Linked DNA regions of Mus musculus: regions 1, 2, 3, 4, 5 and 7 are each linked to region 6. A link is a loop called in an ENCODE intact Hi-C map of the cell type or tissue named here. Cell type or tissue: left cerebral cortex. All regions are shown on one strand. Region 1 overlaps C230072F16Rik (RIKEN cDNA C230072F16 gene). Region 2 overlaps Tmem178 (transmembrane protein 178). Region 3 overlaps Map4k3 (mitogen-activated protein kinase kinase kinase kinase 3). Region 4 has its middle 8.7 kb from the start of Gm33596. Region 5 overlaps Map4k3 (mitogen-activated protein kinase kinase kinase kinase 3). Region 6 overlaps Map4k3 (mitogen-activated protein kinase kinase kinase kinase 3). Region 7 has its middle 49 kb from the start of Thumpd2.

Region 1 (4,000 bases), 300 kb after region 6:
AGCATTTCACTCACTAACACGGTGAGCTGGCATTACAGCCTGCCTTCTAGCTTCTGAGGGTCCACAGCATCTTGGGATGTTTCTAGTGTTTTATAGGGCTTGGGGTAGAAATGGCCGAAATAGACACAAGAGAAGTGTAACTTATCAGCTTATCAGAAATAGATTTCTGGTGTTTTGTGAACATGTTATCAGCTTTGGAGCTTAGGAGCCTGTGAAGTTTAAGTTTGCCCTAACTTCAACCTTCATAGGACTCATGTTTGATTCAAGACAGATCTCTCTGCTAATACGGCTCATTTGACCTCAGGGTGCCCTTGTTGAATTCACAAATTGACAAAATTCTTCTCTTCTCTTAACAGAGTTTGTATGTAGCCATTTGACACCAGTGAGCAAACAAAACAAGAACCAGAGGGTACCGGTTACACATGAAAAGAGATTAAGCCTAACTAAAATGGACTGAGTTCTCACAGCATGTTCAGCAGTGGTTCACAGTCTTTATGTCCAATCATTGAATCTTCACAACAGTCGCCTTAAAGAGATTCTCTTTTAATCCCTATCTAACTGGGGAGAAAACCGAAGGACGGACAGATTGAATGATTTGTAACCCAACTAGCTAATGGTGAGATTCAGATTTAATCTGTTGCAGCATGGCACTAGAACGAGACAGGTTAGCTATCCTTGCGCAATAGCACAAGATACATGTAATAGATTTTTATAGTTTTATTAAATATTGAACTCAGGAAAATTAAATCATAGCAGGCTGCAAATATAATTCAAACTTTTATTAAATGTCAGGATATTGGATCTTTGGATGCATTTTACTTCTGGGCAATCGCCCAGGTTCGAAGCATATATTTAAGTATTTGCTGTCATGATTTTGCATTGGTTTACAATTGCAAACCAGATTACATGGCGGGGGAGATTAAATTACTGACACGCTTTAGGGAGGAGACCTTTTGATCCTGGTGAACAGGCTCGAGTGTGATGCAGTACCCAGCAGGCCTCACTGACCTGGGCGTTTCCTTTAACGCACTGCTCTACCTCTATCGGGTGGTGTGTTGTCCGATTTGGATTTTCCAAAAGTAGGGGGTTATTCCTTATCTTTTAACCAGGTGCATTCCTACTGGAAATAAACGATCTTGGTATGTGACGAGATATGTGGATGCTATCAAAACTATTTTCTGCTTAGTTATAAAAGTCTAAAATTGCTAATTATGCCAACTTTTTTTCTTTCCCTAAAGTTCTCTAAAACATTATGAGAGTGGAAAGAACAACCTTTTTTTCATCAAAATAATGTCAAAGGCCACAGCCCTCCATGGAAGTATCCTCATTACCATGTCTCTGCCCACCTTGCTTTTGTCTGCACCCTGTATCTCTTACATGAAAGCTAGATTCCCAATGGTTCTAACTCCTTGCCTATCACAGTTATGAGATCAATCCTGGTAGGAACTATAGCAGCCTCTCCTTTGGAATTAGTGCTCATCCGGGTCCAGTGACATGGGCCTGGTATGGTTCCTGACTACTTCCTGGTTGACAGGCTTGCAGCGCCTGCTCACTGATACCAACTGCCCGATGCCTGAGACCACAAAGGTACTGTGTCCATGAGTCCTCTGCTCCCTTTGAGCTGAAGTTCTGTGTATTCACAAACTGGGCTATGCTTGAATCCACTACGTCTTTTGAGGATTTTCCAAAGACTTTCCTATGTCTAAGGACCAAGGGAGAGTGCCTGGCTGAATGCCTGGGCTTTCCAATGGAAACAGTCACAGGAGTAGGCTCCCAAGGCAGGCTAAAGGAACCTTGACACTCATTGTTATAAGAGAAGCCACTTAAGCAATCCCAAGTAAAGAAGAAACGCCAGACCCAAATGTGAAGTGGTAGGTTGTTGTTAAGAAGAAAGTGTAGTCAGGGTGCCAGATTGAAGCCGGCTCAAAAGAAAGAGCAGGGAGCTCAGAGTGCAAGTGGAACAGAGTGGAGCATGCAGAACAATGCAGGGCAGGTTGGGGAATGAATCCTGCAGGTTCTGTGATCCTTTAACGAGCAGTGGCTGGCACCAAGACCTTCAGGTTTGCAGCTGGCCTGGCTTGTCCTCTGGCTCCTCTTGCCTGTTTGTGCCTGTCTTTTGCTGCCAAGACCTCAGCAAGCCTCTCGCCTGCTGGACTTTGTGGTCTGTTCCATTTTCAGTTTAATAGAATTGATGTTGCTTGGTGCTCCCAGGACACATGGCATTGCTCTGTTTGGCGCTGGCAGTGCCTTCAACAGAAGGGGGGGAGGGGAGGGGAGGGGAGGAGGACTGCCAAGCAGCTATTTCCTTCAGCTGTGGTCCCACTGCGCCTCCTGCTTCTTGTGAGCGACAAGTCTGAAGGATTCTGAGTGGGATTTTTAAATTAAAATGTTTGATGTTTTCTATCGTGGAACATAGGAGATCATCTCTAATTAAAGTCAGCAAGTGTTTATTGAACACAGTGTTTAACAGCATTGCTTACCCTCACCCCAACCTTGTTATAAAAAAAATCATAGGAGCAAAATAATAATAATAATAATAATAATAATAATAATAATAATAATAATAATAATAATATACAGTGAGGTTCCAGAGTTCAAGGACATACTCACAAGTCATTACTATCTTCTCTTCCCCTCTCCTCCCCTTTCTCTTTCAGTTCTACAGACTGAACCCAAGGATTGGTGCATGCTAGGCAGTCTTTTGCCACTGGATATAATCCAGGTTACATTATGGCTTGAAATCATCTAATGCAAATGATAACGTAGCTAACATTACAAGCCATCTCAGAGCTTTCCATGTATCGTGACTCAGATGATGCCAGCTAAAACCAAACCACACAAAGAATATTTATTTCAGTCGCACTTCAGGATCTGAACAGATTCTGATTTTTTTTTTCAGCTTGTCTGAAGTATGACAAATTGGAACTGTGCATATTTAAGACATTTAAGGTGTACATCCTGACGTTTGGGTATGTATGTACATTACAAAGTGATCACCGCGGTCTAACTATTAACATATCCGTCACCTCGTAGAATTTGCATTTCCTACTCTACCTGTAGTAAGAACATTTAAGAAAATCTCAGGGCTATGACACAATATTGTCAAGTGTAGTCACTCACCATGCCTAAGAGAAGCGTAGCCACAGTGGCGGGCATGGTAGCGGAGACAGAAAGCTGAGAGTCTCAGCATGACACAGGGAGGGCAAGCTGGAAGCTGCATGATGTTTTAAACCCTCAAAGCCAGCCTCCAGTGATGTACCTCCTCCCACAGGCTATACATTCTGTACCTCCCCCAAACAGCAATGTCAACTGAGGACCAAGCGTTTAAACATTTGAGACTGGAGGATCTTCTCATTCAAGCCACCATAGGGTTGTACCTTGGATTCCACACAGAGATGATATCAAGTCATATTTATTTTGCAGAGTCTGGCTTATCAACATAATGTGCCCAGCATCACCCACATGGAGGCTTTAGTTATAATCCTCGTGCACTGGTTTGGACCCTGGAATTCGTTTGAAGAGATGTAGATCATCAGCTGAGTGCCATGTGCCAACCGTGAGACCCAGACTGATGTTGGACATGTTTGTAGTTTTGGGGAAGTTCAGGTACATTCAGTGGTTCCCTCTTTCTCCAGCTTAGCAATGAACCCTTTTCTTTTGCTGGACTATGGAGATCCACCTATATTGCTGCCTCTTAAGACACTTTTTTTTTTTGTCCACAGACCCTCACTACATTTTTCTTCGTGCCATCCTGAAACCATCTGTCTGTTTTTCGTTTCATGGCGTCTTCTACCTTCAGTGGCCAGCTCTTGCCAGGAATGGATTTTTCTGAAGTATCAAGAGGTCACAAATAACAAGGTTTCTTTCTTTCTAAAAACTTAGCAACATCCCAGTGTTTGTGTGTATAGTCTCTCTGTGTCCTCTCTGTCTTGGTCTCTGTCTGTCTGTCTGTCTGTCTCTGTCTCTCTTTCTCTCTTGTGTGTATGCGTGTGTGTGTGTG
Region 2 (4,000 bases), 360 kb after region 6:
TTTAGGAAGAGTGCATACTGTCGTGACCTGCCATCGAGAGGCTCTCAAGTGTCGGAGGCCTTGCTGTTATTTTACCCTTTCCAGACTTATCTGAGAGATGCCGCGCTCTGACAAAGAAGCCATAGCGTCTGCTTATAAGGGAGTTGAGTCATGAGCGGAGAGGGTGACTCTCTGACCCACCAGAAAAGACCAAAGTCAGAACTCGGCAACCAAGGCATGAGCTCAAGAAGACAGAACTGAGTTTGGGAAGAATTGAAGGCAAGCACCGTAGGAATAGGAGGGTCATGGAAACAGGCACAGCACTGCCATGGAATACTTTTAAGGACAGAAGTGGCCTCTGGGAATTATTCTCAGGGTCAGTAAGGTAGGGCTACAGAGATTCCAGTCAATGGGAAGCCATTCACACGTTCTCACGGTGTGATATGATACACAGAAACCCTAATATCATGCACTGAGGGAGTATGAGATCTCTCTCTCTCTCTCTCTCTCTCTCTCTCTCTCTCTCTCTCTCTCTCTCAGTTGTCAAAATTGGAAAGTTGGCATATTGGCCGAACACTAAAGCTATGTAATAAATAAGTACATAATGCTTATATGTGCCAAGCACTTTATTTTTAAATAAATGCATCTATTATGGCAAGTAAAACTCTCACAGCCACTAATTTAAATCCCACGTAAGCTGGGAATAGTGGCACATAACTGTAATCCTAGCACTTGGAAGGCAGAGGCCAGCCTGGTCTAACAGCAAGCTCCAGGCCAACCAGGCCTATGTAAAGAGATCCTCTCTCAAAATGAGAGTTGTAAAAAATATAGTGGGGGCAGGAGAGATGGCCCCATACTGCTCTTCCAGAGAATCCAGAACCCAGAACCCAGGCCATGGCTCACCACACCAGTAACTGAAGTTCCAGGATATCTGGTTCCCCCTTCTGGCCTTCCTGGGCAGTAGACACATAGTGCACATACATTTGTGTAGGCAACACAATCATACACATAAATAAAAGCACACAAATCTTAAAAAAAGTAAAAAGCAATATAACATGATACTGCAAAATACAGGAAGATGACTTCAAATTACATTTAACTTATTTTTTAAAGGAAGGATTTTATGTGTATGTGTCTTGCCTATATGTTTCTCTGTATTCCATGTGTGTGCCTGGTGCTCTCAGAGACCAAAAGAGGCTACTAGATCGTTTGGAAGTGGTTTTATACATGACTATGTGTCACCACATGGGTGCTTGGAATCAAACCCAGGTTCTCTGTAAAAGCAGCCCGTGTTTTTAGCCACCGAACCTATCTCTGAGCCCATCTCTCCAGACCTCTCAGGGATTACTGAGGCCCCAGACACCGTACGTGATCACAAAGCAGATTAGACCAGCGGTGGCACACATGTGGCCTGCTGTCTGAGAGAAGAGTGATATCGACGTTAGTTGGCAATCTCTGCAGGAGCCCAGTGCTGGGAGTCTTGCACAGAAGACAGGAGTGGACAGGCAAGAGGGACCAGTGGTTGGATCACTGCCCCGGGCAACTGTTGCATGGTTCTGTTTATCCCTTTGTACACATGAGCTAATCTGCGATGGCCATTTAGGGTCCAGCCTCCTGGTATGGGGCAGTGGTTCTGTCTAATGAATGTGAGCATTTGCCAAGAGATGACTCACAGTCCAGCATTGAGGTTTATAAAGGGCTAAGCCCTTCACAATAACCCTACAGAGTCTATGCCATCAGACCTCTGCTTTTATAAGAGAGGGAACTCAGGCGCAGGTTAAAGGATTTGCTAAGTTTACACAGCTGTAATTCAAACCCACGTCCTGTCTCTCTGCCCAGGTTCGAAGCCTGAATGACGTCTCAGTGTTGAATTACTGTGAGTTTTGTAGTATCTCATACTTGCTATGTCTCTCCCTTATTTAACCTCCCCGTGTGTCCCCGCGACTCACTAGCTGTGGGGCTAGTTCACTATTGTCAGCAGTAGAAACAGCAACGATTCACCAGACCAAAGGCTCCATTCCTCATCCAGTAGGATGTATTTATTTATATATCTTATTCTATGGTTTTTTAGCATCCTTAAAGTGGCTTTACTTGGCCCTGTAAGAAGCTAATTATTCACCAAATATAGACCACGGCTTGTTCTTTTCAGCCCCCTGCATGCTTTTTCCCCTCATTGTGCGATGCCATCTGGTGCTATGAGCTCATGCTTTCTGTGCTCCTTTGCAGAGCGCCAGATTCGTCCTTTCTGAGCCCAGAAAGCAAGGTTGATTTCAGAGTTTGCTTGTGTGGCTTTGAGAGCACTGGGGTCTAACGCCTCCTAGTGGATTTTGCCGGTATCACTCCTTACCATCACCACAGGGAATTCATGCTCACCCATGTAGACTGTCCGTCCATGTCTTTCTTTCTGAGTCAATAGCTTTGGTGAGCCACCCAGCACCAGCAGGTCTTTTTCTGTGTCGTTTTTATTGGCTTAATGCTTGGGATGTGGGAAGCCAAACCCTGATAATTACACTTTCCTCTTCAAATCTGTCTCACTTTGTGCTGTGGCGGTAGAACACGTATTAAAGAGAAGGAGATCGGAAGTCTTGTGGCTGGCCTCGGATCCGTCCTTCACACACTCTTTCTCCAAAGTCCGGAGTCTCTCTGATCATTTTTTCCCCAGGAGTGGAGCACTGGGAACATAGGACATTTTCTTGTATACCGAGCTTAGGATATCAGAGCTTCCCCACCAGACCTCTGATCTTTGAGACTTTTGAGTGCTGCTCGTCAGATCTGCTCCCTCTCTTTCCACCTTCTGATGCTCGATCAGCGTCCTTGGCAATTAGACTAAGATCCAAGGGATATGAAGTGTGTCTGGTGATGTCTGCGCTGCTAGCCTCGGGTCTCACTCCAGCAGAGCACCGGCCAGGCGATTGCCCTCTTCCTGTAGCCCTGCCTCCTGGGGGACTGCGTGGTACTATGAAGGCACAGAGGAGAGAATCAGTCCCAGGGATGTTTAGAGTAGTTTAAGGGAGCACACAGTGTCTTAAGTGCAGAAGTCGTTCTAGGCAAACCATCTCTGAGTCTGAGAAAGCTGGTTTTTGTTTTGTTTTCCCAATTCCGTACCTCTTCACCAGCATGAGGCAGCTTCTAAGAGATGCAGGTGGGGAAGCCATGGAGTCAGCCATGTAGCTGGTCTAATCCCCAAATGAAATGTATCGACAGGTGTGGAAAATGGAGACAGACACAGCCCTCTGCCAGGAAGCAGCTTTGTTTCCAAAAGTGCTCACGTTGGTACTGAATTGGAAAAAAAATCGATTTTTCATATCGAATTGACCGTTTTACTTTAGAATAGCAATAACTGTAGAAATCTGTAGAATTAGCACCAGTTTCTAAAAGTTAAAGAATTCAGTTTGTCTAACCACACACACATTAAGACTTGCTTATGTCGTTGTACTGTGGCCTAGGCTAATTCCTCAACCTCTGAACTTCAGACATTTTTTGTTTAGTGGAATAATTATTCCTGGGGTCGTTGGTGAATGTCAATTGGATTACTTTTATATGTGTATGTGTGTGGTGTATTGGTATATCTCTATCTCCCCTTGTGGAGGAACAAGTATATGTGGATGCGGGTAGAAACCAGGGCTTGATGTTGGCCATCCACATAAATTACTCTGCATCTGAGATACTGAGGCAGAGCACCATACTTGAACGTGCCTGTTCCAACAGATCAGCTAGTCAGCTTGCTCTGGGGACCTTCTCTCTCTCTGGGCTTCTCCTGGGACTAGGATGGGCTGCCACGCCCAGCCAGTATTTATGTAGGTGTTGAGGATCTGAACTCCAGCCATCATGCTGATGGGGCAAGCCCTTGGCCTGCTGAGCCGTTTCCCCATCCCTCACGGAGGTTTTGTTAGATAATTTTTATGTGTAATTGGGATGATCAGGTCATCTCTGTCTTCTGGTCCATACATGGTATTCTGCATAAACTGAACTTTGTCTAGTGAACCCATTTGTATTCCCGACATGTGTCTCATCTGGTCAT
Region 3 (4,000 bases), 89 kb after region 6:
ATGGTAGAGCACACCTTTGAATCCAGCACTCAGGAGGCAGAGGCAGGCAGAGCTCTGTAATTTCAAAGCCAGTCTTGTGTACATAGCAAGACCTTGTCTCAAAAAACCAAAAAGTTTACAGGTACCTGTATTTACATGGCTCAGACACTTCACACACACACACACACACACACACACACACACACACCAGCTGAGAGAGAGCACCTAGAAGCAAGGCAGTCCAACAGCAAGGAACAGACCCAGAGCACAATTTTCAAGGTTTTTTGTTTTGCTTGTTTTGTGGAGGGGTAACGCAGGAGAGTGAGACCTGGGCGTCATGAAAGGAAGGCAAGCACTCTATACCTTGGTTGTCTGATACCAGTAAGAAGAACCATGGCTTATTGAGAAACGCCTGATTCTAGGCCACAGCAAAGCATTTACAGATGAGCCTAAGTATGTTGTCATGCCCAAAAATATTAAAAAATAAAATGCCAGAATGTGTTAAAAACAATATGGTGTGGATGTATAAAAAGACACAGAACAAACAGATGCAGTTAAATTCCAATGAAGTATGTAGCTGTGCACTGTAGCCATCAATCCACACTCATAAAGAAATTGAATAAGCAAACTGGGGACTAAATAGCACAGCAAGAATATGTATTTAGCATAGGTGACATCTGAGGCACAGCCCCAGCATCAACAACAAATACAGTTAACAGGGCAAAGGCACAGCTATACATAGTTACACCTGGCTTAAAAGTGGTGGCTGAAGCCTAACTGCCCATCCCCAGTATGAGACTTTCTTCCAAGGGGTGTGAAAGGCACGCCCTTGGAATCACAGCTATGAAGAGCTATGCACAGGCTGGGCAAACACTGGGTGCCAGGTGACAAATGTAAACACTGTGAGTGACAAGCCCCTGCTGACCACGCAGGCGGGCGGGCACCCTAGCTCCATGACTTCCATCTAACCTGCCACCTTCAAGGTCATTAAAACACAAAGAAAAAGTCTGCAAAACTGTTACAGGCCAGAGCAGTCCATGTAACCAAACCTGCTAGTGAACTGTATCGGTACCGGAGATGGGACCCTAGCACGGCAGAGAGGCACGGGCAGGGCAACAGTGAGGAGCAGTGGAGCAGCGTGAGGACTTGGTTGTAAGGAATGTATTATGGGAACTTGACAAAAGAAGAATCCGGAGAGGGAGCACGGGATAAAGTGAGCATCTCTTATGTGCGACTCAATCTGTACAATTCAAAAGAGATTTTAAAAAAAATCTCTTGTCTTAATCCTAATTAAACTATTTAAAATTTTAATGTTTTAAATCTTAGCCAGATAAACACCGAAGTCTTCCCTGAGTTCTGAGGCTCAGGGTACAGTAGACCAGGGGCCTAGCTAGACCTTGGGGTCAAGTACAGTGCCTGAAATGCATAGTTTTTGCAGAGAATGTTGCAAAAATTATACATCTTTACTCCAGGAAGTGAAACGTTACTTCCCTGATACTGCCCCAAAGCCTGCCAAAAGTGGCAAAACTTTATTCATAAAAAAACATTGCCTAAAGGGTCTTTTATATCACTTTTCATAAAAACAATGTAAATTGTTATGGAAATATTTCCTAAGTTTGATTCAAGTATTGCCTCATAATATGACAGAAAGTGTTTAAGAAACTCAACACAAACAATAAAACAAAAAGCAAAAATAGCAGCCCTGCCCAGCAATTTACAGAAACATCCAATTTTGGGTTTTGGGAGAAGAAAAGAGATTGTCAAACCTCCTGTAGCCACAGTTTTACTGGAAGAAGAAGAAAAAAAAATCTTTGCATCCAAAATCAAAGCATGTTCCATGATTCCCGGATTCCTGGCATGCGGGCTCCGTGCCAGCACTAACCAGAGCCGCAGTCCTCAGAATCGGCAGAGCGCTGGGGAAGAGAAATGACAGCGCTGCCAGCCTGGAAAGCCAGCACAGCTCTGCCGCAGGCCTTCCGCTCTTGCTCGGTTCTCAGCAGTGGGAGGACCAGAGGACTGGGATGGGGGTGAGGGACAAAAAACGAGCAAACAAACCAACACCCCAAGGAGCAGAGAGGGGAGAGAGCATCGTAATACTGGGGTCTGCGCTGCCCACACTTTAACTGCCTCTCAGGAGTAAGGGAGAGAGGAGACAGACAGGAGACCTAAAGGAGCACCAAGCCCAGCCCAGCTCTGCAAGCCAGCGAGTTTCCTGGGCTAACTCATTTACAGCAGTGTGGGTGGTCAGCAAAGCCTCAGCGCAGCATGGACTGCAGGAGCCGAGCAGATGGAGCCTCCTCCTCAGCTCCCCTCTACGGACTCTGGCTCTGTCTGACTCTATGCTCTGAGCAATTCAGGCAGAGACACACACGGCTGCTGCAGGAGGCGTGCAGTGTGGGGTAGCTGAGGCCTCAGGTACGCCCGCCCGGCTCTTTTCATGAGGGGAAGTCGACAGGCCCAAGCTCCATGGTTACTCCCAAGCAGTCCCAGCTTCTTCCTAAGGAGCCAGAGCTTCCTGGCTGCTATGCTCAAGGGGCAGCCTTCTACAACATGCACCCAGTCCTCAGGCACTGAGATGGATACACTATCTGTACTCACTCACTTCCCTTGGATATGCAGCGCTCTCTTCCCTGTTTCATCAGGAAACAGTGACCTGCAATAGCAAACCCAGCACTACAACTTCCACAAACAGGTGTACCCACAGCACAGGGTACAAACATAAAACTGCAACGGGCACCTTAATCCATGAGTCATAAATTCCTTTGGACGCTCAAAATAAAAAGGTTAGGAAAGACCCACGGCTTGACAACTTAGGCCAAAGATGTGTCTTCCCTCCCTTGCTGTGTCTTTTCTGCTGTCATCTCACCACTCTTCCAACTCCACACAGCACTTCCTGAGAAATGGCCCAAGAGGGCAGCTTTCTACCAGAGACATACCTCAATCTATGGAGGTCTAACTCCACATCTTGCTTCATTTAGTTTCTCTCTCCATCCAGGTCCTTAGGGCCTCAATCAGACAACAATGCTCTGTCATTGATCTAACGCTTGACCTGCTGTGCCACATTCCAGGAAACATGGAATTTATCTGAAAGACTAGAGGCCACCACCTATACCCATTCTCCCAAGGAGCTAAGAAATAAACAGGCCCTGCCTATCAGTAGCTCTCTCCCTTCAATTCTGTTGGAACATCTTCAATGGTCCTTTTCTTTATCATGTCTAATTTACACTCTGCAAACTATATGGCAAGCTGTATTCTGGTCTAGCTCAACACAAGAAAACCTAAGATCTGCAGCAAAGAGGACCTGAAGTTCACTCGGAGCTCAACCTCTGCTCTCACTGAGACCTTACGCCTACCTGACCTCTAGTCACCGACGACTTCACCTTCCCTAGCTTTAAGGGGCACATTAGAGCAAGAACACCTATGAAGCCACACCCGACACACAGTTTTCAGTGCATGTATTTGCTATGACTTTCCTTATTAATATTCAGTTTATGTCACCATTCTCTAAAACAAATAATTTCTTTTAGTTTGACCAATACTCAAACAAGCCCTTCACATCCACTCCCCGCAAAACGCTCTGACCAGTACCAACCAGCGCAAGCCCTTCTTGCTCACAGTTCATAAGGCCCTCCCCTGCAAGACTTACCTCTAATACAACGTTCTTCTACTTACCCACTAACTCTAAACCATACTTTAAAAAACAACTTCCACCTCTCTCCCCTAAAGAGTCTTTCTTATATGGTCATGGACTGTAAGAATTGTTTATGTTTACTGAGAGTCACATAATGTAATATTTATTCAAAAAATGTTCCCTATTACCTAAATGCTGTGATTAAATGAGTAAGTCCTATAACTGCTTTTACCTGGCCTCCTTGGGATCTAGCTGGGGTCAACCAATTGTTGAACAAAAACCTTAGGGACCAACAGAGAGACAAAATAACTTGGAACTGGAAGGAAACAGCAGGGCCAAACTCCTTGGCAATCAACTACAGAAGGTGTCACCTCCTCCTCTCACCATCAA
Region 4 (4,000 bases), 180 kb after region 6:
AGTCCGTGGCTGGAGTAGCCGTGGGTCAGGAGCATCGCACAACGGGTCATACTTGGGCATTGTCTTAGTTAGGGTTGCCATGGCTGTGATGGAGCACCATGACCAAAGCAAGCTGAGGTTAGACTTCATCTGATGGAAGTCAGGACAGGAACTCCAACAGGGCAGGAACCTGGAGGCAGGAACCTGGAGGCAGGATCTGATGCAGAGATTAAGGAGTGCTGCTGCCTGGCTTGTTCCTTTGGCTTGCTCAGTCTGCCTGCCTAGAGAACCCAGGACTCCCTCCCCTTACCCCTTTCTTTTTTTTTACTTTTCCTGCTTGGAAACAGCTGAGGGGAAACCCCCCCCCCACATTTTCAGTTCTCTAGTTCTTAAATCCCATGACTGTGGACTTCAAGGCCAAAGGTCCTAGACCTGGGGCTTCTGTGCTTTCAAGTCCTGGTCCTTCTGATGCTGTGGGTTGTTTCTACTACTTTGTAGGTAGGGACCATGATTTGGAGCCCTGGCCAACGCCAGGCTTCTGAAAATCTTTAGTTTTTAGGTCTTCAGTATTGGAAAATGATTTGTCTCAAGGTCACACAAAGTGCCGAGGCCTGGCCTCAGCCATACCACCGCTCCATCCGTGCAGATGTGACATGAGCCTATGAATTACGGGTAAAGTTCTCCGATGCACAGGCTAATCTTAGTACTGGTGTCACCTGCTGGGGTCCCCATTAGACACCCTAAAGTTTAAAAGCACTTGTTTACCAATGCCCCAGTCACAGAAAACCCAAATGCCTATGTCTGCAAGATCTCTCTTAGTGGGAAGCGGGGAGTCAGGCAGACTTTTTAAGAAATAAATTTGTGAATTAATTTTAATTGAACGTAAAACGTGTACATACTTCTGGATACCATGTGACCTCTCACTGTATGTATTTGTTATGTGATGTCCAAATCAGGGCAGGCATGTTCATTCACCATGTCTTCTTCCACAAGCATGTAAAGTCACTCTCTCTAGCTTTTGGGGGGACTACACAGTCTACCATCCATACCATCCATAAGTATCCTTGACTAGAAACTCTGATCTTGTTTTTCCCGTCTGGCTGACACCCACTATCCTTTGACCAGCCCTTCCCTATCCCTCCCTCTCTGACTTCCTCCCGTCTCTAGTAACCCGCATTCTGCTCTTGATTTTAGAGAGCACACTTTTAGAATTCACCCATGAATGGGGTTGTGCTGTGTTGTTTTTCTCTGAGCAAGCTTAATGTCCTTCAGGTCCATTAGTACACGCCCCTTGTCACATCCCAAGCCAGACAGGTGCTCCTGACCCTGATACAGAACAATTTTCTCCTAGTCATTACCTTCTCCCATAACTTACTAAATGTCCACAGGGACGATAACAACGAAGGTCATAGGAGGCCATCTCTCTGAACAACTAATGAGCTATTCAGAAAGTCAGCTGTGTTGATTTTTGAATGGCACCAATGGCCCAAGGCAGACACCCCTCACAGCCAGCCTCTCCTGGTGGTGGCAATGGTGGCCTTGAGCACAGACCTTAAATTATGGGGAAGTAACAGATTTTGTTTGTGGGGCTCTGCAATATCATGATAAAGTCTGGTCACCAAATTGTACTATCCTCTCTCTGTAAGTTGCTGTGTTCAAATGGATGAATGTAGCAAAATAATAGCATGTGATGTATGGGCTGACAGCCTAGAGAGACTTAGGGTTAGAACACGTAAGTACATCCTGGCTAGAACTACATGGCTTAGATTTTGTATTGCTCACGATTGACAGCAGTGGTTCTCAACCTGTGGGTGGTGACCCCCATGGCCACATGACTCACTGTATTAAAGGGTTTCAGTATTAGGAAGGTCAAGAGCCACTGGTCCAGAGCCAAAACTTTTTGGAGAAATGAACAGCTCATCAGATCTGCCTTGAGTTTGTCGGGTCCCTGTAGTCCCCAAGGCCAGAAGGTCCACGCTGCAGTGTGTTATATAAGTGGGTGTGGTGGTGGTGGGGTGAAGGTGTGCTGTGCACAGCAGAACTACAGTGTGTTCAGGGCATGCTGGGATCTGCAGAAACATTTTCCAGTAAGGATTCGTGTCAGTTTCAAAGTGCTCAAAACAACCCTAAAAAGAGTGTGGCCAGAAAAGCTATTATTGCTGCCTGAAATCCTTGTTGGAACAAAACGTGAAACAAAAACGAGCGAAATAGAACAAAGCAAGTCATTGTGTAGCGAACCTCACCGTCCAGTGTACCTGGCTGGCATGTGGGTGACTCAGGAAGGTCAGGAACCAGGCTGTGGCAGTTGCTTTAAACCTCTACCTTTCGGTGTGTTTCGGGGGTGGGGGTGCTATGTCCTTGAAGGGAGCGTGGGTGAAGAGCACTCCTGCCTAAAACCGCGTGGGTTTCCCTCCTCCCCCATATCCCTGTCCTGTTTTCTAGAAACAAGTGGATTCATCGGACTCGCCTGCCGATGACCCCCTTCTCTATTTTCTGTTCCCTTCCTTGAGCCTTCCTCCATCCTGGCTCAGGGTGAGCCGACAGGAGGAGCACAGAAGGCGCCGACCTTGGGCATAGAGGCAGAACTGCCCCCCCACCCCCCACCCCCACCCCCACGCCCCCACCCCCCGCTTGAACTAAAGCAGTGGCAAACCCTCTCCTGAAATTTCTTTCTCGCCCTTCATCAAACTTTTGTTGGACCTGGAAAGGAAATGAATTCTAAAGGCAGGAAATGACCCAAAGACCGGAACAATGTGTGCAAATCTAAACTCGTGCTTCCGCCCTTTGGTTACAAAGCATTCTAATCTGTGTCCCAGGAAGCCTAGCCCATTGCCAGATGGAGATCTGTTTTCAGATCGGCTCTTGGCATCTGCCACTCCCAGCTGGTGACATTCGCACGTTTCTGAAAGGCAAACCTGTCCCCACATCTTCAAACTTCTGGAGAGGTGTAGCCCCAGGAAAGTCCTCGAGGCTCTGGCTGACAACGCCAACCATCTGAAGCACTTCATCTGCGGTCGAACTGTTGCTGGACTCCAGCCTAGAACGCCAGCACACGGAGTCTGTTCTCGAAGATCTTCAGCATCTGAAACCAAAGTGTGTCTCTGCTGCCAAAAAAGGCTGGCTCCCTCGCCTGCTTCATAATCCCTTTCTCACCAGGCGTTCCTGAAGAAACCCGATGAGTCAGGGAGGAAGGAAAAAAAAGTGTCTGAAGGAAGCCTGGGGGTGGGTTGGCCTCTACCTCAGCCTCAGAAAGCCCCCCCCCCCTTGTTTGGCAATCCACTAACGCTTAGGGGTTTGATTTTTTACTTTTCCCATCTTCCCTCTTCTGTCAGCTCTCACCTCCAGAGAACCTTCATTTACCATTCCTGTAATTAGCTCTGCAAAAAGCTGGAGGCCCTCGGATGGGGAATTAGTCACTCTTGCAAAGATGGTTAGACTTCACTTTCATCCCCAGGAGCAGGGCGAGAAAAAGCGCCCACTCGGACTTCCAGAAGAGACCATTATTCAATAGCTCCGTTCTGACTCGGGGCTTGTGCTTTTCCCAGGCTTTTTAATTTTTATGGGACTCTGTACATCTGTCTTCCTGAAAAAAGCTAGGAACCAGTTGAAGTCTAAACACCGTGAGGTGGCTTGTGGGATATCTGCTTCTAACAGGTATCCCACTGAGGCTAAGGGCCCCCTCACCCTTCTGTCCCCAGGCAATCAGAAAGTAGGTTTTCTGAGAAAATGTGCTTAACTCTCAGCGTTTCTGAAATGCCAAACAGATTGAAGGATAAAGAGTCTGGCGTGTTTGTTGACATCTGGCTTATAGATAAGCTACTGAGAGAAAGAAGGGAGAGAGTCAACGGGGGTCTGGTGAGAATGGGACCCAAGTAGGCGCCGCTCTTCTGGCGCTCGGCACCTGTCCTGGAGTGCAAAGCCACTCTGCGCCACTCTCTCAAATTGTGTTGTGTATTATGAAAGAGGTTTTTAAAATGTTTTGATAAGCCGGGATTTATTCTTGGAAAGGGAATATGGGCCC
Region 5 (4,000 bases), 100 kb after region 6:
GCTGTGAGCTCTGCCCGTCGGAAACTATGGTCTGTCCTCTACCCACATAGCTGCCATTCTCCTGCGTTGCCATCTTCTTCATTCCAGATACTCCTCGAGAATCTACTATCAGTCACTCTTCTAGGCCCTCAAGATACAGCACTGAATCAAGCAAAATCGCTCTGGATTTACACTCTGGTAAGACATGACAGGTAGTGACACATGCAATAATGAGAAGCTCAGAAAAAATGAGGAGAGCTGAATTCTCTACAAATGTAACCAAAAGAGAGCCTGGTGCTTGCACGGCTTCTCTGGCTGCAGAGAGCTGCTGGGGCACACAGAGTGGTCGGTGTGCACAGTGCCAGCTTGCTATCAGGAACATTTTACATGAGCATTGCTTAAACCCAGGAGAAAGGGGCCTTCCTCTAAGTTAGCTGATAATGCTTTCGTGGAAGATCTTTTCTCGCTATACATATGCATTCACTTTTGGTGGCAAATTGTTTAATTCTAACTTACTGTATTCCTAATGAAGCTCCTCCCACCAAGTATTCCAGTTCTACCAAATCTAGATATTTCCCAGAAGGACAGACAGTGGGTGGAGGGTCACAGACAGACTTATTAAAAGTGATATTAGAACTTGCAAGTACATTTTTCTATTATACTAACCACGTGCCCTGAGACATGCTGGAAATGGAAAGACAATCCATCTAGACGCCAGGAAAGGAGGCAGAGACTCTAAGTAGAGACAGGAAGTACAGAAGAAACAAAGATGAGTGTGAGGGTAGCAGAAAAAAGATGTAGTCACACGAGCAGCAATTGGCCATGACAGTCCTAACACCTTCGCAGGCATCACCGGCACACAGAGGAGGCGGGGGTCAGTGGGTGATTACACAGGGAGCCTGGCTCTAGAACCTGCTCTTTAGGTTGCCATGGTGACACAGACAGCTCAGCTGTGGAGAGTCTGAGGCATCTAGGGAATGTTGAATGAGGAAACCAGTAAGGTTTTGGTCTCAAACTCTAATAACTAAAAGTGGACATACACTTTACTTTCCTATAAATACTATGTGCCAAACCCTGCCGTTTTTACCACTCGCTCGCTGTCCCTACCATGTCAGCTTTCTATCAGAGCTGTCCAGTGTACGGTGGCTGTTCAATCCTTTCTCACAAGACAATTTACCAATTACTCATCTCAATACAAACCATGTGTGTGATGTGGATTTACAGGGACTACATGAGACAAAGACTGAAGGCAAACTGCTATGAATTGCAATGTAATTATCCGTGTTTTCTGATGGTCTTAGGTGACCCCAGAAGAGGGTCATTAGACATCCCCCACAAAGGAGGTCACAACCCACACGATGAGAACTATTGCGGTAGGCTTTGCTGTCCACGGAAGTAGATGTGAGCAGGAATCCAGCCAGCTATGGCCCAGCTGTTCTCGAGTGCTTCGAGTCTTCATTCTCCATCAGAAGTGAGAATTAACAACAGTTCCAGCAGATGTGGTAGCAGAGCCTGCAGTCCTAGTACACCGGAGGCAGCTATGGCTACGAGAGTACCTGCCTCCAGAACAACAAATGAACAAACAAACTACCAGCAAAACCCCGAGAGCTTTACAAAGTTTTATTTTGGTGAATGCTAACTATATCGGGAAAACCAGTCTTTGTTGACATCTGGATACCTATAAAGACGCAGTTACAAGGAAGCTAACACACATTTCTCTAAATACTACACATTGATTTTCTGACTCTATTACCCTATGTCTCAATGTTTTCTCCTGCCCAATTCCCCATCTATTTCAAATCTTATTATATAGACGGCCACATAAGTGGGGCTTTGGAGCTTAACTACACTGTAGCCTTTACTTCTGAGATAATGATTTTCAAACATACGTAGATTAAAAATAATATATTGTCAACATTTCCAAAGTGACACTAGTTCAAGGAGAAGTGAAGCACCATAACCAAGCTAAGCTTGAAGTTTGCTGGGTCACAGAGTTTAGCAGGCTTAACACGGGACTTCTAAACCTTTACTATTATTGTTGTTGTTGTTGCTTTTATAAGGCATGTTTGGGGGGGTCAAAGGGCAACTCTATGGAGACAGGTTTCTCCTTCCACCATTACTTGGCATCAACTGCAGACTGTGAAGCTTTAGAGAAAGCTCTTTTCACCCTCTGAACTCTCTCGTGTCTTTAATAAACCCACGGTGCAGCCTTCCCTGAAGCGTCCACCAATGCTTAGAGATCCCCTGTGTATGAGCTGTGATCAATGCCTGAGAATCTCATCTAGAACCTGAGATGGCTCCGTGGACTCAGGCCATAGCACACCACACGGAGGCCCGCCTAGTGGGCAACAAGATCAGTGCAAGGAAAAGGGACAGAACTCAAGAGAAGCCAGGGTTTAGCTAGAGCTGGGGACAGCAACAAGACTACATAATGGGTTTTCTGAAATAAACCTGGAAAAGCAAAGACTTTAGGGGTAGGAGTAATTTAAACTAAACTGGAAAAGTGTCCTGTGTATGAAAGCACAGTACAACACATGAAGATATTATATGTGGACAGGATGAGCTATATAAAACTTCCCAATTTCTCCAATAGTCTTCCAATGACAAATCTATGCTCACTACATTCTCACCGAGAACATGAAGAATGCTTACATCACATCCATGTTACCTTTTAACATGTGATGCAGCATATTCATCTAAAAGGTTCACACTTAAGAACCATGGAATTGAACTAAAAATCTCTCTATCTCCCCCCCCCCCGCCCCCTCACCTATTAGGTAAATTTATGATTTTGAGTTTGGGCTGCATTCATACTCTCCTGAGTCAAATGGGGCCCATGACTAGGCATGCTTGCTGAGCCATTCCACATGCAAAATAAAGAACAAACACATACAACATAAAGTTTCTTAATTTCAGAGTACTTCACGATCCTCTCGGGGCCCAATCATAGCTTCATGTATCTGTCTCACAGTACCCAGGTAACCCTTGTACAAATGCTCAATGGCTGATAAAGACTGTGCACAGTTGTGTGGAATTTCTCTTTTTAAAAGTGTATATTCAAGTACTCTCCGACAGTGTCGATGAAATGGATCACCCTGGCAGCAAGGAAGGGAGGAGTAAATGAAAAAGAAAAGAAAGGGAAAAAATTTATTTGGGGGGCAAAACTCAAGTCGTTCACTTAGCACCAACTGAAAGGACCTATGAGGGCAAGAACAGTCCCAGACAAGGTAGTCCTGTGATGCTAAGTATGTTTTACAAGCCGCATAGCTGCTGGATCCCAGATCCTCAACATCCCAGATCAGCGCTCTATAACCAAGCTACAAATACAGTAACTGTGTCACTGTAGTGGGTGGAGAGTTTTCAAAATAAAAATCCCTTGAAACACCAACCTTCCAAGAATTACTATAATTAGGACTAACTTACTTACTTAATAGACCCGTTCCATTTTTAGCGCCTACTCACTGACAGCTTAAGGAGCAACGCTCATACACTGGCTTTTAGAAACAAGAATCACTTTTCTCCAGCTCATCAGGAGCATGTGTGTCAGAAACATCTAACAGCAAACAAATGTGGAAAAGGTGTGTCTTCACAGCGTGACTTGGCTGTAAAAAGGAAGGAAGGTTCAGCTCTGGGCGACGAAGCAGGCAGGAGGTATGATGCAGACACCACACAGTGACTCTCTGGGACAGAGACATCACCAGGGTCTCTGGTGATGAGTCTGGCACGCCAGAATCAAGCTTCTTTTCTCTGATGTGCACTGGCAGGCTACACAATCAAGTAAGGAGCGGCCAAAAGAGCCACTCCAAACTCAGAAATGGGACAGTCCAAAAGCCCAAGGCAAGCGTGCCTCAGTTTCCTCCCTGGGAAATTCAGCAGGACAATCTGTCCCAGCCCATGTTTATAGAGACGATGCCTCCCACTGACGGAGATCCTAGCCTACAAACTAGTCAGCTTTTACCTCTGACATCTACCAACTTTAGAAAGTTATTTAAACCTCCCTATGCCTGCTTCTTCAACTGCA
Region 6 (4,000 bases):
GTCTACTGTAGACAGTGAGTAGAATGCTTAGCTATCAAGTTTATTGAGCAGGCCAGCCTGATGAGTTTTCAAATGACAAGTTATGAATCGGAAATGGTAAATGACACAAAAAACAATTAATCAATTCCAAGTACCAGAGCAAGAAAGAACAACTGACGTGTCATATTTGAATGTCGTGTTGACTGTGATGCTCTCCCAGGGCCGTAAGCCACAGGAGCTTATGGCTGCAGCGGCATGGCAAAGGAAGACAAAGCCGGCTGGCTGCCGAGTCCTGCTGTCACCACACGCCTTGGTATTTCAATGTGAGCAGGCACACTTTAGTTCCTGGTATGCAAGTGGGAATTGCAGCAGTAGGGGAAGTGCCCGCAGTGACAGGTGGCTGTGGAAAGCACTTGAGAGGCCTGGGCACACCAAGCACTGCTCCCCTGCATTCTTAAGGACACCTCCGGGAAGCGCTCGCCCAAATTACAGTGGGAGAAGCCTGTCGCCTACGGGAGGGCCTGCTAGGCCCTACTGTTTGCAGAATACATAACTTTTTCTACTCTCATTTCTCCCATGGTTTTCTAGAAACTATATGCTATATGACATAACAGATTAAATGAAGTAGCAGACATGAAAATCCAGCCATCTTGCAGAAAGTAAAGAAAATATGAAAAAAGAAAACAATGCCACCTCCTTACTATTATTATTTTCTCAGAGGAAAAAGTAGCTCTTTCCATAAGAATACTGCCTGTTATTGCCCCAGCAGTTTGCTAGACTGCACGGGTGTAACTGGAGTGACACAGACATGGGTACTGTGTCAGAGAGAGGAGACATTTGAGCTGGTCCCTTAGAGCAATACTTTTTTTGTTGTTTTGTTTTGTTTTTCGAGACAGGGTTTCTCTGTGTAGCCCTGGCTGTCCTGGAACTCACTGACCAGGCTGGCCTTGAACTCAGAAATCTACCTGCCTCTGCCTCCCGAGTGCTGGGATTAAAGGTATGCACCACCAGTGCTCGGCTAGGGCAAGACTTTTTAAAAAACTGTATAAAACATGTACTTTATTAAAGATGAAGATGTATCACTATTTATAAATAAATAAATAAATAAATAAATATATTTGGAAACCCTTTTGTTTACTTTTCCATCCTAAAATACTATACCAGCAACAAGAAGGCCTTAGCATGGTGATGGTACAAAGGGGCCCAAGATTTGAGAAGTGTGTGGCTTTCCCAAGTTAACACAGTCTCTGGGGGATGGTGGGCTTTTGTATCCTCTCAGAAGATAAGCCAGCAGTGGCAGCAAACGCCTCTGATCATGTCATTAGCCTCTGATCATGTCATTAGCCTGGGCTATATAGTGAACAAGCCTTTCATAAACAAACAAGTAAAAACTACATTTCCTAAGCATGTGACAGCTTTTTTTAGGCATTAATATTTGAAACTAATTAGGAAGAGAGTTTACATATAGTTTTACTTCCTGTTACCAGAACCAACGGGATCCACATGGCATTTGGCTTTGTGTGTGTGTGTGTGTGTGTGTGTGTGTGTGTGATATTTTCTCTGGCCCAAGCTGGCCTCAGACTTGCTGTGTAGCTGAAGATGGCCTTGGATTGTGATCCACCTGCCTCCACTCTCTGAGTGCTGGGGTAACAGCACATTTTTGGGTTTTGTGTGGGTGTGGTACTGGGGATGCACTGTGGCTCTGTGCACAGCAGGGGGAGCCACACCCCATCTCCCACACTCTGCTTCTGCAGTGAGAGTCCTACAGGAAGCCCTGCATCGGCATTGCTTTCTCATGTCTTTCTATGAATGAAGGTATTTTGCTAACAAGTTATAGAGCCTGTAAAGTTGCATAGAGGACACGTGGCCGACTTTTGTGGCTTGACAACTGAGAAGATGAGATGCAGCTCAGTCTGCTGAGTGAGCCATTGCACTCCCACAGCAGAGAGCGCTGGAGAACAAGTGGCTCCAGGCTACACAAGAACAGAGCCACCTTCTCACACCCACTTGCACTTGGCTGGGAAGGGGTTTTTGGTAATAGAACTGAATGACTATATTGAAATGATGGAAAAAATCTCATGAAAATTTCTAAATTGGCACAATGTATGAACACAGATTTCAGTGACAAGGAGGGAAACTGAGGTGGGAAAGTCTGAAGCCACCGTCAAGCACGCAGCACATCTAAATTAGCAAAGGGAGCCATGCGGCAAGCTACTAGGCTCACACAGCGGCCAGGCTGACTCAAAACAACTTGTGTATGCACTTCCCTGACTGTATGTAAAAGCAAGAAGCTCGGTATTTCTCTAAAATTAAACAACAGTTTATCTACTTCCTAGCATAATTGACAATTACTAAGTAGCTACTTACACGTAAAAACAGTAAGTGCCCACTAAGCCCCATGGGTACTAGATAGTTCACAGTGGCTACTCATTTCTGCCTCTGCAGTTGGCTGCCATGGGAGCCGTGGTCTGACTGACTCATGCTTTACTCCTATCCAGGGACAGTTAGTTATCCTTACAACTATGCTCTACACTACAGAGAAAACCAGACGCAGTTTAGCTTCCTTTTAAAAATAACTGCTTTGGTTAAAAAAATAACAGAAGGTCAGAAGAACCAGTCCCAGAGATACCAGAATTCAAAAGAAAAGGTGTTAGTTGGGTTTTGTTATGGAAAGCAAAGGCCATGCAACAAATCTAATCCAAAGGTTCCTGTGGGATACGAACTAGGCAGAAACCCATTAATGGAATCTGCCAACCTTCACCTATAGAGAAAGCAGGAAATCCTGAGTTTTAGTCCAGTGCTGCCTCGCTGAAGAATAAAGGAGACTTATTATACAGTAAGAGAAGTGCTGCATCTGTGCTCATATCACATGTATGTGCACATATCACATGTATGTGCTCATATCACATGTATGTGCACATATCACATGTATGTGCACAACGACACAGGAAACAGCCAGAGCTAAGACTTTGGCCAACCTACCTTGCCAATGACTCGTTATATAGAATACAGTTCCTTAAGCAGGGATCCAATTCATCAAAAAATGAAGGGTGGGCAAATTATTAACATTTACCTGGCTAAAGTAGCTATACATACTAAGAAAAGGTCTAACATTAGGAAAAAATCAGACAACTGGAGCTGGGAAATATAGAAAAGCATTTGTGACTATATTACTTTTCAAGCACATTAATTTTAAATGAAAGGGTGAGCGACATATAGTCAAAATATTCAGCGTCTTCAGGTACATGAAAATTTGGTTGCAACGGAGTCCTTAAAAGCCAACGGTATCATTAGAAAAACATCACTCAATTTTTAACATCACTATGACACAGTGACACATAATTTATTCTTTGTTGTCTACCAAAATCAGAATAATTAATTAGTGACAATTATCTATTGCTCAGGTAAAACTACATCTTCCACCAGGGGGTTTTAGACTTATCTTCCAGGTTAAGAAAGACAGAGTCTAGTGGATGGTGCATATCTTTTAACTTCAGCATTCGAGAGGCAGAGGCAGAGGCAGAGGCAGAGGCAGAGGCAGAGGCAGAGGCAGAGGCAGGAGGAGCTCTGTAAGTCTGAGGCCAGTCAGGGCTACATAATGAGACCTTACCTCAAAATATATACACGAATAAACAAACAATGCAAAAGATTAAAGAAGAAAGGTAGGCTAATAAATAATGACAAATTCCTAATCTTTTATATCTAACAAACTTAAACAAAATTAGCATACTTCTTTAGCTTTTCATTAAAAGCCCTTTATACTAGAAAGTGTAGTTAGGTTAAAAAAAATGAAGTGTTCAGATTATAGAAGAGAAAGACATGGTTTACATTAAACTAAGGTGTCTGTCAGTAATCATTGTTTCTTAATTTGAAGTATGGCAATAGATGTCTCAGCTCTCTAGTGTAATCAATAGATTGAAATTTTGAGTTCTAATTTTGTGTGTATATATATATATATATATCCCCAGAATACTTTGGTAATTCAAATACTCCCTTACAGATTGGCTTATAGAATGAAAAT
Region 7 (4,000 bases), 390 kb after region 6:
CTTGTGTATGTGGGCATAACCCTGAACCATGTGCTGGTGAAGGGGGAAAAAAACTTTAGAAACTATTACACCTACACCATCAGTTGGGGGGTGGGGGGATTCAGAAAACTTCAGAACTGTGTGCATTTTCTCTTTTTTTTCTTTCTAAATTTTTTATTGGTTATTTTATTTATTTACATTTCAAATGTTATTCCCCTTCCAGGTTTCCCCTCTTCAAACCCTCTATCCCATCCTTCCGTCCTCCCTGCCTCTATGAGGGTGATCCCCCACCCATTGCCTCCTTCTGCCTCACATTAGCATTCCTCTACGCTGGGGCATCAAGCCTTCACAGGACCAAGGGCCTCTCCTCCCATTGTTGCCAGATAAGGCCATCCTCTGCTACATATGAAGCTGGAGCCATGAGTATTCTTTGGTTGTTGGTTTAGTCCCTGGGAGCTCTGGGGGGGGGGGGTCTGGTTGGTTGATATTATTGTTCTTCCTATGGGTTGCAAACCCCTTCAGCTCCTTCAGTCCTTCCCCTAATTCTCCCATTGGGGACTCCGTGCTCAGTCTAATGGTTGGCTACAAACATCCACATCTGTATTGGTAAGTTTCTTCTATAGAATAGAGGTTGAAAAGACTGGCATTCTGCCTTTGGGGGTGGCAAGTACCCCCCAGTGCTGGAAAATGCCCTGGTAACCTGAAAATATGATGATTTGCTAATTCAGTGTGTTCTTTGGAATTGACGTCCATTCTTACTTTATCCTTAAGATTTTTCCAAGTACCCACTGTTCCCACATAATGTAACATAGTTATTTTTCCTCCACACAAGAACCCATCCCACCCTCTGTTCTATGACAAGGGTCATGGACACTCACATTTCAAGAACATTATTTCTGCGCAGTTTCAATTTTCCCTCTATATTACATCCTGTGGATAGTGGATTAGACTGTGACGTTTAAATCTTAAAAACAGCGGAAGGAGTGAAAGGATGTGCTATCGGACTAGTGGTCGGTATGAGCTGGTGGGTAGGCACCCTCTTCTCTTGTCCGTTGGGTGGAAGAACTCATCACAGTTGCTTCTGCTCGACAGTGTATCCTGGATTAACTTTCCCTCTTTCCCCATTCACTCCTTCTGGGCTTCCACCCCCAAATAAATCACCCACAAGGCAGTCTTAGGCTCAGCTCTGATCTTGCCGTGTGGGAATGGAGGCTGACACTTGCATGCTAGACAGACATACCTGTCCCTGAGCACTGAAAAGCATTCCAGCCCACACAGCTAACGTCCTTTGTGTTTCTTTATCCGTAGGAATGATGAATCCAAAACAATCGATATCTCCTTATCCAGTAGCTTCATTGTTGTGTCTCCTGGCAGGAAATCCTCTTTCAGAACAGTTACGTAAAGGACAGGGTTGTTCTGCGAATGACTCTGGCTGCTCGCAGTGAATTATTAGTATCTGGGAACTTGAGGGAGGGAATCACTTTCTCCAGAAAGAGGGGCTGTCTTCATTTAAACTCAGATTCCCACAAAACCGATGCTTACTTTCTGCTTTTTATCCCTACCTAGGAAGAGGCTGTAATGTATCATGTGACCCCAGGGTCAGTAGATCTAGATACATAGACACAGAGAAACTGGGTTCCCAGACAATTTCTGGAAAGGTACAGAAGACTAAATTCAGATATCTGGCACAGAGAAGCTTGTGTGTTTTCCCATAGGAAAGGCTCCTTTATCACAGTTGTCGGATAAAGCAGGCCCCAGGCTGCGGTGGCCCGGGTGGGGAGGATGCTGACGGTTATTTGCTGTGATATAATGGATCTTTTTATGAGAGGATGAGATCAAGAGATTCTGTGGAATATGTCCTGACTCTTCATGAGATGGGTGACAGTCCTGGAATAAGAGGTCTTCAGACCACAAAGCCAGGACAACCAGACACTCCAGTGGTGAGATACAGATGTTTCAGTAGGGTAGTTAGGAGTGCTATGGTGGAGTCTTCTCACTTTCAGCTCTGGACTCCTTATCCTGACTATGGGAGAAGCAGCGCCATCTATTGGTCATTGATTCATAGAACACGCAGCATGCCACAGGCTGGTATCCTCATGCTTGACTACATTGCTCTCTAGAGGGAACAACAACATGACTTTTAACAGACCAAGCCTTGAAAGCACAAGGGAAGGTGTGGTGTGTGTGTGTATGTGTGTGTGTGTGTGTGTGTGTGTGTGTGTTGCTTCCTGTGGAGATGGGTGAAGGAGGGGAGGGAAGATTAGAGATGGGGAGGGAGGAATGCATGTGACAAAGTACAAGGATATGTTTGCATGAAGTGTCACAATGAAACCTTCCTTCTGCTTCTATATTTATCTTTGTAGCAATTACATGCTTCCTTTTGCTAGACGATGTCATTCCAAGTGACTTTTTAGGTTTCAATGTAGTAGCCTGGTGGGGATTTCACACGCCTTTGATCCCAGCAATCTAAGGCAGGCAGATCTCTGTGAGTTCAAGGCTAGCCTCGTCTACATATTAAGTTTTAGGACAGCCAGGGCTACACAGAGAAACCCTGTCTTGAACTTTGCCCCTCCCCCCACCAAAAGTTTCAGTATAGTAGAAGTGGACCCCCTGTCCCTTTACCACGTGCCTGGTATTCATCACTCTGGGCCAGCCCTCTGCCAACGTTGGAGCTATAGCGTCAGCTGATGAATGGCCTTTTTGAGGAAAGAAAAGGCACCTCCGGTGGATCTGAAAGTCTTTTATTCAAGATACGGCATCTTCCTTTATTGATAGAACGTTATCGTACACGACATGTATATAAGATAGGGGCTAGTGCTGAGCTAAAAGAAAACCAGGAGAAGCTTGGATGCGAGCGCCCACCCCTCCGCCAGAAGATGAGGAAGCACGGTAGGAAGGGCTTAAAGAGGAAAAGCAAAAGACAATAAAGCCAGCGTTCCCCGACGGACGCTCAGCCTCCCTGGAATGGTCTCTGCTGGTAGAGCTTTTGAAAGGACTGGCAGAAATAATGTCTGCTTCAGGTGACAGGATACAAACAAGGAGTCCTATGGGGTGTCTGTCATTTTGTCACCCTCCCCCGCAGCCCCGAGCTTCTTGGTGAGAAGCCCCATAATGTATGGAAATACACAACTGTGAATAAGGTAGTTCTCTGTGCACACAGAGTGTGTTGATTGATGGAGGCTCTATAAACAGAAGAAATGGTTTTTTTCCAGCAAAGTATTGCCCAAGGGTCTCTCATGGAACCCCCTTTTCCCCTTACTGTGTTACAAGTCTCACAGATGGCTACTACTACTAAAATTTAATTGGAACTGGCAGTAGCCACTTCAGTCTGGTGAGAAGTCATTGTTGCTCTAATGAATTGCTTCCATCCCTGCCCATTTGAGGTCCTGAGCAAGAACCAAGGAGGCCGGGGAAAGGAACAGACTGACATCTAGAGGGCACAGGGAAGATGAGCTCCTACTTGATACAGAGCCCTCTGTATCAAGTAGGAGTGGGGCCTCTGAGGTCATTCCAGTGGGGGTACTGATGTTCTCCTGCCATGGCACTGTGAGAGACTCACACATATTCCTCTTCTCTCCATATCTTCTATATAGGTAGTCTCCACCGTGACACGGCAAGAACATGCCTTTCAGAACATCTCGACTTTGAGCAAAGTATGCCTTGGTAGTAGTGCATAGTGCACAGCTCCAAGTTTGGATCCCTAGGAAGACTTTCCCACATCCCCTCACTAGGAGTGGGGTTCAAATGCCCCTGCAGGTACCAGAAAAGCCTGCAGAGTTACCTTTAAGCCAGATTTCACTTGCTGATGTTTTCAAGCTTCCTGTAGCTAATTCCTTGGGAGACTATGAGAGAGAGGGTGTCCAGTAGTGGCGGTGTGGTGGGAGGCATCTAGCCAGGACACAATGCAGAGTTCCTTTCCCTGCAGTCCCATGGAGCTCTGCACTGAGAAATGAGGTGCCGCTTGGTAGGACAAATCACTCCCAGTTCCAGACATGCATTGCAGGTAAGATGGTTACATAGT

The links. Hi-C counts contacts between places; a loop is a spot of excess contacts. Peaks named below come from ENCODE experiments on the same cell type or tissue, not always from the same donor. Only the 100,000 strongest peaks of a DNase experiment are listed, where the experiment ranks them.
Region 1: it touches region 6 in a loop (3-fold over the local background); 2 of 42 quality-filtered maps call a loop at or near these places.
Region 2: it touches region 6 in a loop (9-fold over the local background); 20 of 42 quality-filtered maps call a loop at or near these places.
Region 3: a loop joins it to region 6, with 2.2 times the contacts of the local background. A loop is called at or near these places in 4 of 42 quality-filtered maps.
Region 4: it touches region 6 in a loop (2.0-fold over the local background); 20 of 42 quality-filtered maps call a loop at or near these places.
Region 5: it touches region 6 in a loop (2.2-fold over the local background); 4 of 42 quality-filtered maps call a loop at or near these places.
Region 7: it touches region 6 in a loop (2.3-fold over the local background); 12 of 42 quality-filtered maps call a loop at or near these places.

Annotation. Positions count from the first base shown.
Region 1 is chr17:80,919,744-80,923,743 of GRCm38, forward strand. C230072F16Rik (RIKEN cDNA C230072F16 gene) reads left to right here. Exons shown (of 6, transcript NR_131127.1): 2 at 3,424-3,606; 3 at 3,723-3,858. Among named protein-coding and RNA genes, the nearest start is that of Tmem178, 23 kb to the right of the region's middle. In left cerebral cortex, a CTCF peak has its summit at 2,342; DNase peaks (open chromatin) are centred at 1,777, 2,162, 2,840 and 3,117; H3K27ac peaks cover 856 bases.
Region 2 is chr17:80,980,327-80,984,326 of GRCm38, forward strand. The region is part of intron 1 of Tmem178 (transmembrane protein 178); the gene reads left to right. Among named protein-coding and RNA genes, the nearest start is that of Tmem178, 38 kb to the left of the region's middle. In left cerebral cortex, CTCF peaks have their summits at 929 (motif pointing left) and 2,295 (motif pointing left); DNase peaks (open chromatin) are centred at 1,582 and 2,250; H3K27ac peaks cover 2,113 bases.
Region 3 is chr17:80,708,142-80,712,141 of GRCm38, forward strand. The region is part of intron 1 of Map4k3 (mitogen-activated protein kinase kinase kinase kinase 3); the gene reads right to left. Among named protein-coding and RNA genes, the nearest start is that of Map4k3, 18 kb to the right of the region's middle. In left cerebral cortex, no CTCF peak of the experiment used is centred here; DNase peaks (open chromatin) are centred at 1,948 and 2,279; H3K4me3 peaks cover 581 bases; H3K27ac peaks cover 2,863 bases.
Region 4 is chr17:80,798,765-80,802,764 of GRCm38, forward strand. No RefSeq gene overlaps it. Among named protein-coding and RNA genes, the nearest start is that of Gm33596, 8.7 kb to the right of the region's middle. In left cerebral cortex, no CTCF peak of the experiment used is centred here; DNase peaks (open chromatin) are centred at 2,174, 3,031 and 3,387; H3K4me3 peaks cover 379 bases; H3K27ac peaks cover 3,070 bases.
Region 5 is chr17:80,720,963-80,724,962 of GRCm38, forward strand. The region is part of intron 1 of Map4k3 (mitogen-activated protein kinase kinase kinase kinase 3); the gene reads right to left. Among named protein-coding and RNA genes, the nearest start is that of Map4k3, 5.1 kb to the right of the region's middle. In left cerebral cortex, a CTCF peak has its summit at 2,356; DNase peaks (open chromatin) are centred at 866, 1,365, 3,373 and 3,650.
Region 6 is chr17:80,619,437-80,623,436 of GRCm38, forward strand. The region is part of intron 16 of Map4k3 (mitogen-activated protein kinase kinase kinase kinase 3); the gene reads right to left. Among named protein-coding and RNA genes, the nearest start is that of Cdkl4, 44 kb to the left of the region's middle. In left cerebral cortex, a CTCF peak has its summit at 1,691 (motif pointing right); DNase peaks (open chromatin) are centred at 312 and 1,758; H3K27ac peaks cover 415 bases.
Region 7 is chr17:81,013,970-81,017,969 of GRCm38, forward strand. No RefSeq gene overlaps it. Among named protein-coding and RNA genes, the nearest start is that of Thumpd2, 49 kb to the right of the region's middle. In left cerebral cortex, CTCF peaks have their summits at 2,023 (motif pointing left) and 3,399; DNase peaks (open chromatin) are centred at 2,026 and 3,438.